Regions from separate parts of the Homo sapiens genome. Here region 1 is linked to region 2. The links are chromatin contacts, found by Hi-C or POLR2A ChIA-PET in ENCODE. All regions are on one chromosome and are shown on one strand. Each heading gives the region's core, a stretch centred on a gene start or an enhancer-like site at or near the end of the contact. The rest is flanking DNA. Distances are from core to core; before and after follow the strand shown. Region 1 holds the start of PBXIP1 (PBX homeobox interacting protein 1). Region 2 overlaps SHE (Src homology 2 domain containing E).

Region 1 (2,845 bases), core at 44-2,543, 460 kb before region 2:
GGCATGAGGAGAGAAGACCCTGCTCTGGTGGAGCTGACAACCTTTGAGGCTGGGAGGAGAGCAGCCTCTGGGCATCGTTCCCAGTGTCCCTCACACTAAAACGGCGTAGATGGCAACCCCCCACCCCCACCCCGCTGCTCAACTCTTGTGTTTGTTGTTCTGTTTGCCCCATTTATCTGTTGCTGTTTTTGTGTTGTCTTCCCCTGCTCCGCATTTTGTAAAATGGCCCCTGGGGGAGTGTTTTTGCTGGATCTGCTCCCTCTCGCTCTCTCACTCCACTACTTTTTGGAACAAAGTGATGGCAGAATGCGGTGGTGGTGGGGGTCTTTTGTACTGTTGGATTAATAAAATGATTTTAAAATCCCAGACAAGGACTCCTTGCTGTTGCTGTGTGAAAAGGCTGGAATGAGCCGCTGTCACTGCTGGGTAGGGTGCTTAGGGGTTGAGGATATGTATGCTCCCCAGGGTCCCTGGGAGTGGGAATGGCAGATTTGGCCCCTGAGCTGACCCTGGTATAAGCTGCTGAGCCAAGGGAGGCCTGTGTTTCCCCGCCCATCCCCCTGTGTCTCCACTGTGAGAAACTGAGTTTCCTTTTTGAGCATATTCCTGGGCCAGGCCTGGAGCCAGGCGGATTTGGCACCACAGCCTCTGGAAGACAAGTGCTTGAGCTCTTCTGGGTTTAGCACCCCACCCACCTCCCAGTTGTTTGGGTTAGGGAGCAAGTGTCGCTCTAAGGGTGAGGGGAGGGGCTGCTTCTGTCCTAGCAAATTTCATTTTGGGATGTTTTTCAGATCGTTCCCGTCCCCCAACCGTTTTTTAAAGTAGCAATGGCATCTTTTAAGCAGTCTGTTTTGGAGCAGATTGGGGAGAATGGCAGGAGGGCTATTTCCACACCCTGGATTTGCGACCTGTCCCTCTCCCTTCCCCCATCTCACAGCTGTCTCTGTCTATCCTGGGGCCAACCTGGCCCCTTGTCTTCGTCATCTCAGAAGACGGCACCGTCTGCTTTTCTCTCAGTTTGTGGGGGTTCCCTCTAGAAACTGTTTAGACACTGGGAAAGAAGGGCAGGAAACTCAGGATTCGGTTAGCTGGGACCCCGGTCGCCCACCAGGAGGTAAGCCCAGGTTTAGGGCCGTGTCGCTAGACCTCCCTTCCCCTCCCCTGGCTCTCAATTCCTGCTCTTATTGGCCAAAAGTTTCCGCCCCCTTGGGGAAGTTGACTTTTCATTGGTCAGTTTCTGGTCACATGATTTTCTTCTCGGGCTGCAAACAAAGGGAAGCCTGCAACAAGTTAAGCTGAAGACCGAAGCAAGAGCTGGTTCAGGTAATGCCTTAGCTGGGAAGGGGTCCACAGATTCGCTTTGAAGGGGGTGGAATAAGGAAAAGGGAAGGCGGAACTAATCTAGAAGGAATGAGCTGCTTTTCATTTCTGGGCTGGGGGAGGAAGGCCAGGTGCCGACGCTAACACAACAGGAACTTGCTCTGGGTACCCCAGGCAAGTGGCCCTAGATCCTTTGCTTTAGCGGTTTGGAGGAGCAACTGTTAGAGGAGTTTAAATTAACTAGAGGCGAGACTTCCTAGCTTTATGCTGAGTGGGAGAGCTCCCCCTTTAGCTGTTTTTTAGAAATAGCAGAAGTCTCTGTCATAATCCTTACAGGAGGTGTTTGTTGAATCCTGCCTGAATGAAAAGAAGGGGGTGGAGGGAGGGAGTGGAGGTGGGTTTTCTTCCAGAAGGTCGATGAAAAGAAAAAGATCTGGAAACACAGCAGGGAAGGGTGGAGATTAGACAGCAGAAGGAACTTCCTAATAAGGCAGTGAGATGCTGGCTTGGGAGAAGAGGTGTTTTTTTGAACCCTGGGTTAACCTAACCAAGAAAGAGGTATCAGGGTTTGGAACCCAGAGTATAGGAGTTTCAGAGTGTCTCCTATTTGGGTCTCATAAGTATTTGTTTTGTTGACCCAAATACCTTTGCTGGTTTCCATGGAGACAGTGGGTCTGACATCACTGTGGTTGCCATGGTGCCTGGTTCTAGAGGACCTGAGCAGGCTGCACACACAGCTAGGGATAAACAGGGACTTCAGCCCAAGCTGCTGCCACTTCCTTCCTGCCACCACCTGTTAACAGTCAGCAACTGGGGATGGGGAGATGATAACAAGGGCGGGGGTGGAGCCACAAGCGGAAGGCTGAACAGCCATGGCTCTATGGATACTTACAGATGCATGCCAGGGTGTCCTGTTGGATTTGGTACAGGGAGGTCATTGCAGCCATTCTCCTGTCTCCGTGTGGAATGGGTGCATGTGTCTGGGAGGATGGGCATTGGGAAAGACCTATCCAGGACTTGGATCTTGACTGGCAGGAGCCACAGGAGGTTACTTAGGGCACCACGCAGGACTTGAAAACAGCTCAAACAGAAGGGGATAATGTGGTTGGTTTCAAAGGTAGAACTGCCATACTCTCCCAGCCTCACTTCCCTTTTCCTGAGTTTTCTTATAAAGTGCTCGGGAAGCAGTCATTTATCCTGTTCTGAGGGATCACAATCCAGTACTCTTGAGAGGTCAGCTCATCTATCCTTCCACCTTTATGCCTGGTCCCAACAGGAGCTGCCTGAGGGAACTGTTTTAGCCTTGGATGAAGGGGCGGATCCCTCTCTTCTTACCCTGCTTTGTGTCAGTCAGGCTTTGGAAACTGGAGTGATTCCCTCCCCTATCCCTGTCAAGTCAGAGCAGATTAACCGGGTGCAGGACCATAGCCCTGATTTTTGTCTATTTTTTGCAAGCTATAAAGTGATGTATATATACATGATAGTTGCCATAAATCCATTTTCCCAGTCACCTTCAAGTTCCCTA
Region 2 (2,700 bases), core at 127-2,626:
AAGCCAAGATTGCGCCACTGCACTCCAGCCTGGGCAGCAAAGCAAGACCCTGTCTCAAAAAGGAAAAAAAAAAAAAGGCCAGGCGCAGTGGCTCACGCCTATAATCCCAGCACTTTGGGAGGTCAAGGTGGGCGGATCACCTGAGGTCAGGAGTTCAAGACCAGCCTGACCAACATGGAGAAACCCTGTCTCTACTAAAAAAAAATACAAAATTAGCCAGGCATGGTGGCGCATGCCTGTAATCCCAGCTACTTGGGAGGCTGAGGTAGGAGAATTGCTTGAACCTGGGAGGCAGAGGTTGCAGTGAGCCAAGATTGAGCCATTGCACTCCAGCCTGGGCAACAAGAGTGGAACTCCGTCTCAAAAAAAACAAACAAAAACTGCAAACATGATGTGATTCTGTATTTTGTAGTAGAAGACTTTCTCAACAAGTTCTACAATATTGGAGCCAAGAATTTAATTACTAAGCAGTAATTATAAATTACTGCTGGCTGGGTGTGGTGGCTCACACCTGTAATCCCAGCACTTTGAGAGGCCGAGGTGGGCCGATCACCTGAGGTCGGGAGTTCGAGATCAGCCTGACCAACGTGGAGAAACCCCTGTCTCTACTAAAAATATAAAAAATTAGCCGGGCATGGTGGTGCATGCCTGTAATTCCAGATGCTCAGGAGGCTGAGGCAGGAGAATCACTTGAACTCGGGAGGCAGAGGTTGTGGTGAGCCAAGATCGTGCCATTGCACTCCAGCCTGGCCAACAAGAGGGAAACTCTGTCTCAAAAAAAAAAGAAAAGAAAAAAAAATCATTGCTGTGTAAACCAAGCCATTCAAGGCAACCACCTAAAACCAAAGACTAATCTTGTAACTTTTCAAGTCAGAACAATTCCAGTTTGTGAGCTAAGCAGTCACTCTGTCATTCTTAGTGTCAAACTTTTCCCTTTTAGTCATAATTCTCTTAAGTTGATGTAAATGATACTTAAATAAAAATAATATAGATTTATTTGTGAACTTTATGTCTTCACCTAGTTTTCCTTAAACAGTCTTCCATCCATAATGAGAAATGTAATTGCTGAATGCTGACTCAAGGGAGCCTTATTTGACTCTTGTGGGTTTCATGCCTGGGAAGAGTAACTGGTCCCACATGAAAGACTTTGTCTCTTCTGTTTAGAACAGATTGAAGAGCTGTCAAGCTCAGGTTCTCTAAGTATAGTCTCAGAAGAGTTGAGCAGAGAGTAGCAGCAGCACACTGGAAGGGCCAAGACAGTCTTCAGAATGAAAACGAGCTGGAACAGGAAAGCCTGGCTCCGCTTCCTGCTTCTCTGCTTACAGAGATAAGGCCCTCCGTGTGGGGAGGGTGTACCCTGGCCAGGCTGTGACCCTGAAGGTCACTGGACTGTGACCCCTAATGAAATCTGTGAATGAAAGGAAGTGAAAATGAACTGTCAGAGTTTTAAAAAACATCAGAGCCTTGAAAGGAATAGGGAAAAGAATTTACTTTTACATAAAATTGAGGAAAAGGATTTTCTTAAAAAAAAAAGTTTTATGCTTAATTGTGATTCACCTTTCTTTGTCCTTGGGTTTTTATTCTTATCTTTCTCTTTAACTGAAGTAGGTAGTTTATACCATACATCTGTTTATTTGGAGAGCTGCACTGATAAGAGGAAATGTGCTGTGATTTTATAAAAATGAATATAATTTTGGGGGGTTTTTTTGTTTTTTTTTTCATGTAATTCCCACAAGAGCTCTATAAGCTAGGGGACTACAATGCTGTCCCCCTTGTGACAGGGTGACAAAAAACAAGATCAAAGGGATTGGGGCTTGCCTGTGTTAAGGAGACATTTTAAGAGACAGAGCAGGAATTAGCACCCGGATCTCCCACTCCACATTGAGTGGTCTGCCCCTGACACCACATGGCGTTCAGGACACACTTGAAATGCCGTTTGCAAAACCACTGTAAACTTCACCCGTAAGTGAGGCACCTTTCCACTCAACCAAGAATGTTGTCTTCAGAAGTCAGAATTGTCCAACATGGAATAAATGTAATAATAATCGCTAGCATTTAATATTTGAGTGTGTATTAAGTTCCATGCTCTGTTTTAAACAATTTCTGAAAATAAATTCATTTAGGAATACAAAATTAATATATTCAGTTGGCAAATAAATTCAAATTTATTAAAAATCCAAATTACTAACTTTCTAAACTAGTGATCTAAGTATACTTTGGTCTTAACTTTAAAAAAGTTGTACTCGTGGATTTTAAAGTTTCTTCATTTAGAATATATATCACAAAGCACCTTCTCAATCAGTGTAGAGACTCTACCTCTTATTCTACCCGTAGGTTACAAGCTGGACAGAATAACAGGAAGTGAGTTTATCGGAAGCTAGAAATAAAAGATTTGCTGCTGGGCTTTTGTTTTTTGTTTTTTAAACCTTTTACTTTTTTATTCAGTTTGCTCCTTGTGTACCTGATTGTCAAGTCCAAGTTCGGAAATTTCCCGTCTTTCTTGAGAAATGAGAGTTTTTTTTACTTGTTTCAGCATTTCTGAAGATGGAAAGGATTTTAATGAACACAGTTGAACTGTGGAGTGGTTAAATCTGTGTTGCCATTCTTTGCATTGCCTTTTTTCTACCGGTGAAATGGGAATTACAGGCCTGGTTTTAACAATATCTTGGGCGTGTAGAATACTGCCCATATGTTGTTTTA

Evidence for each region. Hi-C counts contacts between places; a loop is a spot of excess contacts on that map. ChIA-PET counts read pairs that join two places held with the same protein, here RNA polymerase II (POLR2A). Pooled maps may share reads with other maps.
Region 1: a loop to region 2 is called in a pooled map, with 2.4 times the contacts of the local background. The contact joins the promoter of PBXIP1 here to the enhancer-like site in region 2. A Hi-C loop is called at or near these places in 6 of 168 maps with a recorded cell type or tissue (A673, IMR-90, K562 and 2 more), 10 of 37 single-sample maps with no recorded cell type and 14 of 50 pooled maps. POLR2A ChIA-PET finds 5 or more read pairs at or near these places in 2 of 52 experiments (AG04450 and naive thymus-derived CD4-positive, alpha-beta T cell).

The regions. Positions count from the first base shown.
Region 1 is chr1:154,954,547-154,957,391 of GRCh38, reverse strand. PBXIP1 (PBX homeobox interacting protein 1) reads left to right here and starts at 1,293. Exons shown (of 11, transcript NM_020524.4): 1 at 1,293-1,323. PYGO2 (pygopus family PHD finger 2) reads left to right here. Exons shown (of 3, transcript NM_138300.4): 3 at 1-366.
Region 2 is chr1:154,495,772-154,498,471 of GRCh38, reverse strand. All of the region lies in intron 2 of SHE (Src homology 2 domain containing E), which reads left to right. Among named protein-coding and RNA genes, the nearest start is that of TDRD10, 5.1 kb to the left of the region's middle. Within about 2 kb of position 1,376, at least 13 of the 41 ENCODE cell types and tissues checked have a DNase peak (open chromatin) inside an H3K27ac peak, as active enhancers do.